Linked DNA regions of Mus musculus: region 2 is linked to region 1. The links are chromatin loops, found by intact Hi-C in ENCODE. Cell type or tissue: heart. All regions are shown on one strand. Each heading gives the region's core, and the rest is flanking DNA. Links, peaks and the distances in the headings are about the cores only.

Region 1 (5,381 bases), core at 168-5,167:
GCCTTGGTCATGGTGTCTGTTCACAACAGTCAAACCCTAACTAAGACACAGGAGAACCCCTTCCCCTAAGGTGGCTTCTCTACAGGAGAATGACCTTGGGACCCAGACCCTGCAAGCACTTCCTGTAGTCTCCTTTTCTTACTCTCTGTAGCTCAGCCCATCCCTAAACTGTGAGTTCTGGCTGATATGAGAGTTTGAGGGTTCAGGTTAAAGAAATCTTTGGGGGAGTCCATTTGGGATCAGGCTGCCCTTTCACACATGGCTCAGCTCCTCCCTATTTCCCTCAGGGCATTTTGGGATCCAATCATGGAAGCCAGGGAGAGTCTGGCATCTCTCAGCCTCTTGAGAATAGTATGTTGGTGCGGTGACTAGGGTGGTGGTAGTGTGGGATGGGAGTTTTGAAGAAAACATGCATGATTCAGTGGTATATTTAAGTATGATAAAGAAGACTATTCTGAACCATCATAATAGAAAACAAGACCATGGTGATGGGGTTTCTGAGCAAGGAAGCCAGGGAGCTAGTGGGAAGTGACAGTCAAGTGACAGTCAAGGAGCAGGTCTGGGTCAGTAGGTGGAAGCCTCAGGGTATGGGGATTGGATTAACCCAGTTATTTATAACTCAGTTACCAGAGTCATCACCGAGACTTGTCCCTGGCAAAGAGCAACCCCTGGGAGGATGGGTTTGTTTTGCTTGTGGTTTGAGAGGGCAGAGTAGTCTATCATTGTGGGAAGGCATGGCAGAGACTGTGGCTGGCACGCTTTGGATCTGTGCACACCAGCAAGCAGAGACAGGCGAGGTCGGTGCTCAGTGGCCTTTCTCCTTCTTCCTTTTTCATGTCCCAAGCTTTAGCTCACAAGGTAGCGTCACCTACACCTCATTTAAACCACTCTAGAGGCAGTGTTGTGAGCCACACCCTAGGATATGCCTCATTGCTGCCCAACATGTTTCTTAACTCAATCAAGTTGACAGTCAAAACCAGCCATCACACTCACCTAACAGCATTTTTGATGAAGCCAAGTCAGGTGATCAGACATCCAAAGATAGTGGGTGACAGAGACCTCATTAGACATTGATGCTAAACAGAATGTGGGTGGAGGGATTCTTTATTTTTTCATTCATTCTTTCATTCATTCATTCACTCATTTGTGTATGTATGTGGTGTATGTGTGTGTATGTGTGTGTTTGGGGGTAATCATGCACATATATTGCATGCATGCATATGTGTGTGTGTGTGTGTGTGTGTGTGTGTGTAGGTCACAGGACAATCTGAAGGAGTCTGTTCCCTTTCACCATGTTGTTCCTAGACAGTGGTTTTCAACCTATGGGTCACGACCCCTTTGGGGGGGTCACAATATGCTTTTACAGGGGTCGCATGTCAGATATCCTGCATATCATTTATATTACAACTTGTAACGCTTGCAAAATTACAACTATGAAGAGCAATGAAAATAACTTTACGGTTGGGATCACGGGAACCCGAGGAGCTAACTGTACTAAAGGGTGAGAACCACTGTTCCAGGGATGGAGCTGAGGTTGTCGGGCATGCCAGCAAGCACCTTAAATTCTGGCTGTCCTGAGAATGGGCATATTAAGGTGACTTAATAGAGTTCTTTGTTAAAAGTACTCAGAATTGAGAGTTCATCTTGGAAGATTTTACCTTTGATGAGTATGAAGTGCCCCTCCTTGTCTTTTTTGATAACTTTGGGTTGGAAGTCGATTTTATTCTATATTAGGATGGCTACTCCAGCTTGTTTCTTTGGACCATTTGCTTGAAAAATTGTTTTCCAGCCTTTTACTCTGAGGTAGTGTCTGTCTTTGTCTCTGACATGTGTTTCCTGTATGCAGCAAAATGTTGGGTCCTGTTTACGTAGCCAGTCTGTTTGTCTGTCTTTTTATTGGGGAATTGAGTCCATTGATATTAAGAGATATTAAAGAAAAGTAATTATTGCTTCCTGTTATTTTTGTTGTTACAGTTGGGGTTTTGCTCTTGCAGAAGGACCATGCAGAGACTGCCCTATTCAGGGATCCGTTACATAATCAACCACCAAACGCAGACACTATTGCATATGCCAGCAAGTTTTGCCGACAGGACCCTGATGTAGCTGACTCTAGTGAGGCTATGCCAGTGCCTGACAAATATAGAAGTGGATGCTCACAGTCATCTATTGAATGGAACACATGGCTCCCAATGGAGGAGCTAGAGAAAGTACCCAAGGAGCTGAAGGGGTCTATAACCCTATAGGAGGAACAACAATATGAACTAACCAGTATCCCCTGAGCTCATGTCTCTAGCTGCATATGAAGCAGAAGATGGCCTAATCGGCCATCATTGGGAGGAGAGGCCCTTGGTCTTACAAAAATTATATGCCCCAATACAGGGGAATACCTGGGCCAGAAAGCAGGAATGGGTGGGTTGGAGAGCAGGGTTGGGGGGAGGTATAAGGGACTTTTGGGATAGCATTTGAGTTGTAAATGAAGAAAATATCTTTTTAAAAAAAAAAGTACTCAGAAGTACTCAGGAGGTTCAGGAGCCGGACCAAAGTTTGGTCACACAAAGAATCTTTGTGTAGGTGCTGGTGGAGGCCAGAGGCGAACCTTGCAGGTACACAGAGGCCAAAGAGTGTATGATGTGGTGACCTGTGACAGTGTATCAAAGGGAAGGAGCCTGTGTGATAGGTGTGGTTGGAGAGGGATCAATATAGACCCTGTCACAGGAGAGCCAAGGGCATGGAGATGCACCCCTGGGAGCAAAGCTCTGGCCAGAAGCAATCTCCTACACCCCCAGCCCAGCTGACTCCCTCTCCTGCAGACCTGGGAAGGACTTGGGTTTCTTGATGACAATGACACCCTGCATCTTCCCCACCCCCCACTCCCCACGCCAACACCCACCTCCTATTCCCTCACAATGGCACCCAGCGCTCTCATCCCAGTCACACTGACAGCTGTCAGGAGAGAACTTCTGTCTTTACTCTTGTGTGGAGCTCAGACGGTTTCTTTGAGTACAGACAACTGCAAAGTTCCCTGAGATTGCCTGAGCAAACATGAATCCTCTAAATACCCAAACCGTGCAGGGACCAGTCGGTGGTGGATGATGTCACAACCAGTCAGAAAGGACAAAATGGCGGCTGCAAAGGCCTCTTTGATGTTTCGTTGGCTCCACCGTGTGGCAAAATATAGTAATGTTATTTCAAGAAAAAAATTAAGTCAGCAGTACAGAAAAGAAATCTCTACCTAAAAGGCCTTTCCAGCATAAGCAATTAAAATTAGCAAAGTGCACTGGTGTATTTATCAATATTCAGATTTCAAAGCCCTCTGGCTGATACCAACTCCTTCACAATATGTATGTAATATCTGTCTCTGTTATTCATGCATTTACCAATTGTCCATCATAGCCGATCTATGTATGTATGTGTATGTATCTATAATCAATTTATCATCTATCTATGTGTCTGTCTATAATCTTACTATTATATATCTATAATCTATTTGTATCATCATCTATCTACAATCTATTATTCATATTTCTATCATCTATCATTATCTATGTATCTATCATCTATCATCACAATCTACTCATCTACCTAATTATCTGTCTATCTATCTATCTATCTATCATTCATCTACCATCTCTCTATCAATCAATTATAGCCTATCAATAATCTATCATTATCTATCATCTATTATATCTGTCTATAGTCTATCACAATCTACCTATTATCTATCATTTATCTATCATCTCTCACTCACTGTCTCTATCATTTATCTACCATTTATCTATCTGTTATCTCTTACACTCTTTCTATCCTCTATTATCTACCTATAATCTGTCTACCTCTACTTTTAACATGCACACAGGAATCTGCCTCTAAGAACCCTTCGTTTTGTGTTTGTCCCTGCTGGCTGAGGCTTGGGGACTGTGGTAGGCTGAGTAACAGCTTCCTGAAGATGACCACACCCTAATTTCCCAAAGCTGCACTGTGGTACTTTGTAGGGTAAAAAGGAGGCCAGGAAGTGAAGCGATGCGAGGCAGAGGCAGTCCATAAACCACAGTATGCAGTCAGTGTCTAAACACAGAGGGTGGCAAGTGCATGAACTCCTGCATGCAGGGGAGCTCTGGATGTAATCTAGTGAGGTTGACTGGGACCCTTCAGCTCTTGAGCCACTCCATTTGTCACTGCAGCCGTAAGAAAGTCATGCAGCAGGAGGGTGCCACTCCGTATGGAGCCTGGGAGGCCGAACCGTAACTACTTTCCCTATGCTTTGGGGATTGGTTCTCAGGCACATCACTCAGGACATGGCTGTGGAGCAAGTTCTCAGCAAAGGGAGTGGAAAGACGATTTCTTTGTGGGATGCTGGCGTGACCTTTGGGGTCCACTGCTACAAATAGCCGAAGATGGATGAGTCTGTCCAGTGTCTGATGTCTGGCAAGTTTAGGATCATCACTCCGGAGCCTCTGGATCCCTCTATGTCTTATTATTTTCTGTCTTAAAGGTTTCAATTTTCACATGTTAATTATACACCAGACTTTTATTATTGCATGTTCATGTGTTTTGATTGTGTGACCCCATGACTACCCTCTCTGGTCTTCCCTCACTCTGCAGATCCCCTTCTTCCCAGTTAGTCCTCCTTCCTTCACAACTCTCCCCTCTCTTTGGGGAGAACCAGTCACTATAATTAACGTTACTATCAGAAACAGGGATGTAAGATAACTTATTGGCGCATGGGCATCTCTCCAATGGCTACACCACTGAAGAAGTGTTTCGCCCTCAACTACCACTGATTGCCTGTAGATCCTCAGGGTTGGGCCTCCCTCATCCATGACAGAAGGTTTAGAGACCCAATCTTTTATAACCTGTTTTAAAGAAAACATTTTAGCAACATTTTATCAATTCTTTGACACATTGACCACATTTACTCCCCTCCCCCAACTCCTCTCACTACTACCCTCTCCATCCCTTCCCACCCACATTGAGACTTTTCTTTTTTTCTCCATTGAGTCCAGTCTATGTTGCCCAGCTAGTCTTGGGTGGGGTTCTCGCCTGGTGTGTTGTCAATCTCCCAGGGTCATATCATTAGAAAAGACTGACTCTTTCTCTCCCTGAAACTATCAAAGAGCGATTGCTCCTCAGTTTACGGGAGGGAGTTATGTCCACCCCCGTCCCCACCACTGGGATCTTCTCTGGTTGGACTGGCACAGGTCTCGGGCGTATTGTCACAATTGTTTTGAGTTTGTTGTGGGGTAGTCACCAGAGAAGACTGTTCAGACATGGGTTTAAGACAAAAGAAAGTCTTCATTAGCTAGTCAGCTGGGTAATTTGGAAGCCCCGAGCATTTCTCAGGGTGAGCTTTTAAGCATAAAAACCAAGTCCTGGGCTGACAC
Region 2 (5,381 bases), core at 131-5,130, 250 kb before region 1:
GTCAATCTTCTCTTGCTTGCCTTCAGAACAAGATGCAGAACTCTCAGCCCCTCCAGTGCCATGCCTGCCTGGATGCTGCCATACTTCCTGCCTGGATGATAATGGACTGAACCCCAATTAAATGTTTGCCGTTATAAGAGTTGCCTTGATCATAGTGTCTCTTCACAGCAACAGAAACACTAAGACATGCGCCAAGCTGGATAGAATTATTTATTTGGGTTGCTGCTGTTTCTCTATCTGGAGTAAACAGAAATAGCTTTCCCAGAAGTCTCCCAGCAGCCATACGGTGAACTTGACACATTCTTTCATATAATTTTAAAAAGAATTATTTATTTCATGTATGTGAATACACTGCAGCAGTCTGCAGACACACCAGAAGAGGACATCAGATCCCATGACAGATGGCTGGGAGCTACCATGTGGTTGCTGGGAATTGAACTCAGGACCTCTGGAAGAGCAGTCAGTGCTCTTAACTGATAAGCCATCTCTCTAGCTCTCTTTCATATAATTTAAATGTTTCCATTATTTGTTTGTTTGGTTGGTTGGTTGGTTTTGAGACAGGGTTTCTGTGCAGCCCTGGCTGTCCTGGAATTCCTCAAAGTCAAAAAATCTTCCTGCTTCTGCTGCCCAAGTGCTGGGGTTAAAGGTGTGCACCACCACCCAGCTGCCCTCTCCTCTCCTCTCCTCTCCTCTCCTCTCCTCTCCTCTCCTCTCCTCTCCTCTCCTCTCCTCTCCTCTCCTCTCCTCTCCTCTCCTCTCCTCTCCTCTCCTCTCCTCTCCTCTCCTCTCCTCTCCTCTCCTCTTTCCTTTCCTTTCCTTTCCTTTCCTTTCCTTTCCTTTCCTTTCCTTTCCTTTCCTTTCCTTTCCTTTCCTTTCCTTTCCTTTCCTTTTTCTTCTTTTTCAAAATGTATTTCTTTTGAGCCATGGTCTCATGTACCCCTGGCTGGTTTGGAACCTCTGTGGAGATCAGACTAGCCACAAACTCCCAGAGACAGCCTGCCTCAAGAGTGCTGAAATTTATAGCATGCCGCACCAGGGTGGGCTAAGCAGTTTATTTTTATGTCATTTCAAAAGCCACTCAGTTGAAATCTAATAATGACACTGGCAAGCATTAGCCTATGGGAACTGCTCCTGTAGAGAGTTGAGAGCATCTTACATCCCAGTCGCCTGCTGGCATCCTGTGTGCCATACGTTCTCCAGTCTGAGTCTGCACACCAACCTATCTCCCATACAGTCCTCTTTCTTCCTTCTGGGGGTCTGGCCTCTGGGGAACACCTTCCCTTGGCTGAGTTACCTATCCAGGAGGGGTTCAACAGCCTTCTGTAAGTTGGTCTTTAGGCCTGTGGATTTAGATACTTCACTTAACAATTAATTAGTTGCTCATCTAACTGCTTAATCTACATACTGTAAGAGGGTCACCCAGGAAGCTTCACACTCTCTTGTTTTCCCAAGAAAGCCAGACAATTATTCATGCTTCTGTCTCCCAATTCACCCTCCGTGTAAGGGGAAAAGTATGTTGAAGAAAAAAATATATATGATGGCCTTAACAAAAACCAGAAAATTGGTTTGATAAAAATTAACTGTCTTTGACATCATCAATGTAGGAAATCTAACAACTGCATTTCCGGAATAAAATAAAAGAATTTTGCAAGACAACTTGGTGGAAACTCATGTACAAAACTACTTTGTAAGCCAGGCATGGTGGCACATACGTGCAATCCCAGCACTTGGGTGCTCCGGAGAGACCAGGGGTTCGAGTTCAGCTATTTAGTAAGTCTGAAGCCAGCCTAGAATACAAATGTCTCAAAAATGGATTTTATTTGTTTTTTTTTTTTTTGTTTTGTTTTGTTGTTGAGACAGGGTCTCATGTAGCACACACTGGCCATGAAGCCACTATGTAACTGAGGTTACACAAGGTTAAAATGGTAACACTCCATCTATTCGAAGGTCACTGATGGAGTTGTGGTGTTCAAATCCTCAGGGAAAGACCAAAGACTGAGACTCAATTCATACTTAGAGTAAATGAATTTACTTCTGACTGGTAGGAGAAAGAAGGCAGCCTTAGAGCCAAACAGCATGTCATGTGGAAGGGAGCTGAAGGAGGGGTTTATAGAGGTGGACATCTAAGGTGGACATCACAGTTATCTATGAACTCCACAGCTGTCTTACCCTCCTTGGTTGTCTCTCTTCTGCTGTAATCAAAAGATGGCTTCATTCCAGAGCAAGTGGTTAAATGCCTCACAGCGGGAACAGTATTATGCTATCCTGATATCACCTGCAGGTAGGATGTGAAAGCCACCCTTGGCAGTGCACATCTGTCCCCCCTGTACTGAGAATGTAGACGTGTGATCAGGAGTTCAAGGCCACCCTCAGCTCTATAGCAAGACTGCGGAAGAACAGGACTTCAAAGGAAAGTCAAGACAAACCATAAGGTGTGGGGAGATATTTCTCATGCTGTGGTCAACAAAGGACTCGTATCAGGAAGGGCTGGCAAAAAAGACTCAGTAGGCAAAGGAGCCTGCTGCCAGGCCTGATGACCCGAGTTCAATACCCAACACTCTCCTGGTGGAAGGAGGGAGAGAAATGACACCTACACATTGTCCTCTAACATGGATCTCTCTCTCTCTCTCTCTCTCTCTCTCTCTCTGTCTCTCTCTCTCTCTCATACACACAGACACACACACACAGACACACACACACGCTAAATCATGATAAAATACACGAGCTTCTAAGAACTGGTAAGGATAATATGGGCAGCAGAGCAGGAGAAAAGAATGAAATGAAGAATTTAGCAGAACAGGGAATGTTGTAAAATCTCCGTCATAATCTAACTAGAGAAAAACAGAAGGACATTGCTCAAAACTCATCTACTACACAAGGAATCTATTACAACATGCGGATTACGCAGCTGACGGGTTGAGAGCCAAACAAGGGACAGAGAGGACACTGTCCCTGGGTTGGAAGGCCTCCTCCTCAGTAGGAGACAGTAGGACTTCAGCACCACCCAGTGACAGCAGAGCCACAGAGGGCCTGCTGGGAGGAGTTAGCGCAGGGAGAGGATGGGAGAAACCCCTGGTTTCTTCTCGCTCCCCTTTCTTTCCCATTAACCAAACACAGACTGAATCCAGCTGAGGGGGGACCATGAAAAACTTCACGGAAGGCCTGCCTTTCTGCAGCACAGGGCAGGAAAATCCAGAGGAACAGATCTGAGAACCAGCAGCCACGGGTGAGTGCAAACTGTCCGGGGTAGTGTGGGAAATGTGTCTTTTCTGTAACAGATACGACAGAGGAGTTCAGTTCTAAGTAGAGAAATTTATTGTGGCTCACCGTTCCATCAGCTTTCAGCCATTCTTCCTTGATCTGCTGAAGCACAGCATGTCATGGAGCACACAGCCCAGGAGACTCTTGTCATGACAGCCAGCAAGGGGAGTGGGACAGAGGGACAGAGACAGACAGACACAGAGACCCAAAGAGAGACAGAGACACAAAGAGACAGAGATTCTAATAATCCCTTCAAGAATTTGCTTGAAACTCCAGACTTTTAACTAGATCAACGAGGTTCTGCTTCCTAAGGAGCTGAGGACCAAGCTGTCAACAACAAAGGGGCCTTTAGAAGAGAGTCAGCCAACTGTTCCAGACAAACTCACACTACAGCATGCTTAAGAAACTCACTTCCAGAGTGGAGGTATAAGAAGCTCTTTGAACACCCCTCCCCTCCACCCCAGTGCCTTCAGCAGAACTATAATACAGAACTGGGTGTGACTCTGGGATCTGTAACAGGTGTCTTCGTGCCTTCTTACATATCTAACTGGGGGAAAAGACAGTGGGCCGACCACTGGCTGTGCAGAAAGGTTCCCTGAATGCTTTGCTCTGTGCCAGACTCTAAGCATGTGGGGGGTGGGGGTGGGGTGAAGGTAGTGAGGGTTGATGGTGCTGGGTATTGTTCCAGTCTGGGCATTATGAAGACTTCAAACTTGATCCCTTGGACCCCCCAAAACCCTGAATGCATGCAGCTCCTTTGGTCTCTCCAGGTTGGAAATACTTGCATTGCAAAATACTGTAGACTTTATTCAGAGGAAGTCTTCTCAAAGAATGGGGGCTAAACAGATCTTGGCTATTCAGGGAAAACAGCCTGCCCTGTTTAACCTGGCTGATCAATAGAGCGTACATCTGCATTCTAAATGTGTGCATTACACAGATGGAAGATATACAATGCCCCCAGAATGGGGAGAGAGAAAATAAAAAGTCTCCAGAAATGTTCTGGGAATACACAGAAAAATATGTAAATATTTATCTCAGAAAAGTTGAATCTCAGCAAGGAGAGTGACTGTCCCTGACATCTGAGCCAACCCCCACTGGACAGAACAGAGTCTGCATCCCAGGCAATGTCCTGTTCCTTCAGGTAACCCGCATGCCCATGCGTTCACGCTCCTGCTTCCCCATGGCGACCCCCTTTCTTTCTATCTCACCTCCTTGTTCCTTCCTGACATCCCAAGCCTGGGGACCTTTTCTCTGTCCCCTCTCTTCTTCCTAGCCCACGCTGGGGGCATCTTTTTTTTTTTTTTTTTTTTTTTTTTTTTTGGTTTTTCGAGACAGGGTTTCTCTGTGTAGCCCTGGCTGTCCTAGCTGGAACTCACTCTGTAGACCAGGCTGGCCTCGAACTCAGAAACCTGCCTGCCTCTGCCTCCCAAGTGCTAGGATTAAAGGCATAGGACACCACTGCTCGGCCGGCTGTGGGCATCTTTATTAACCAATCAGATTAAACTCTTAAATTTAAGAGGCAAGGTTCATACAACAAAAATTGGTGAACTTGAGGATTTGCTCTTCTTGGGGACAACCAGATCTTGAGATACAGTCTTTTAGCATTGGAATACATAGCAGCCACCAGACCAGCCCCAATAGTTTTCAGCCAAGAACTACAATCTCCCTGGAGGGATAAGATTGCCAGTGAGTCCAAATTGCAGTTGCTAAGTTCCAGGGAGGTGGAGCCAAGCAGTCAAGTGCTCCTCTCACGCCCCCTGCCCTGATTCAGTGGAGGCTCCACACCAGCAGTGCTGGACTGGGAACAATCAGATTCATCTTCTCACCCTTTATAAATCTTCACGCTTTATAAAATAGGGATGTCCTGCAGAAAGGAAGTAATTGCTGCTCTTGCCTTTAGGTTCAGAGCAAGAAGTCAGAGTTTTACCCACGAGAAGAGGCAGACCCATAGACCCAGAGGGGCTCGGAGGAACATCCTAAGGAACAGATCCATTTCCAGATAGCATTGAGGGAAATTCTAGTATTCTAAGGATATATGCAAAAAACAAAACAAACAAACAAACAAACAAAACCCCACCCTGTACATTTCAATAGTTATTCCCTAAGATATCTCAATAAAA

What was found. A loop is a pair of places that touch in the nucleus more often than their neighbours do. Peaks named below come from ENCODE experiments on the same cell type or tissue, not always from the same donor. Only the 100,000 strongest peaks of a DNase experiment are listed, where the experiment ranks them.
Region 2: it touches region 1 in a loop (2.3-fold over the local background); 3 of 42 quality-filtered maps call a loop at or near these places.

What each region holds. Positions count from the first base shown.
Region 1 is chr1:182,536,424-182,541,804 of GRCm38, forward strand. No RefSeq gene overlaps it. Among named protein-coding and RNA genes, the nearest start is that of Capn2, 22 kb to the left of the region's middle. In heart, for the core only: a CTCF peak has its summit at 3,175 (motif pointing left); DNase peaks (open chromatin) are centred at 2,808 and 3,108; H3K4me3 peaks cover 624 bases; H3K27ac peaks cover 685 bases.
Region 2 is chr1:182,285,005-182,290,385 of GRCm38, forward strand. No RefSeq gene overlaps it. Among named protein-coding and RNA genes, the nearest start is that of Degs1, 4.9 kb to the left of the region's middle. In heart, for the core only: a CTCF peak has its summit at 3,002; no DNase peak of the experiment used is centred there.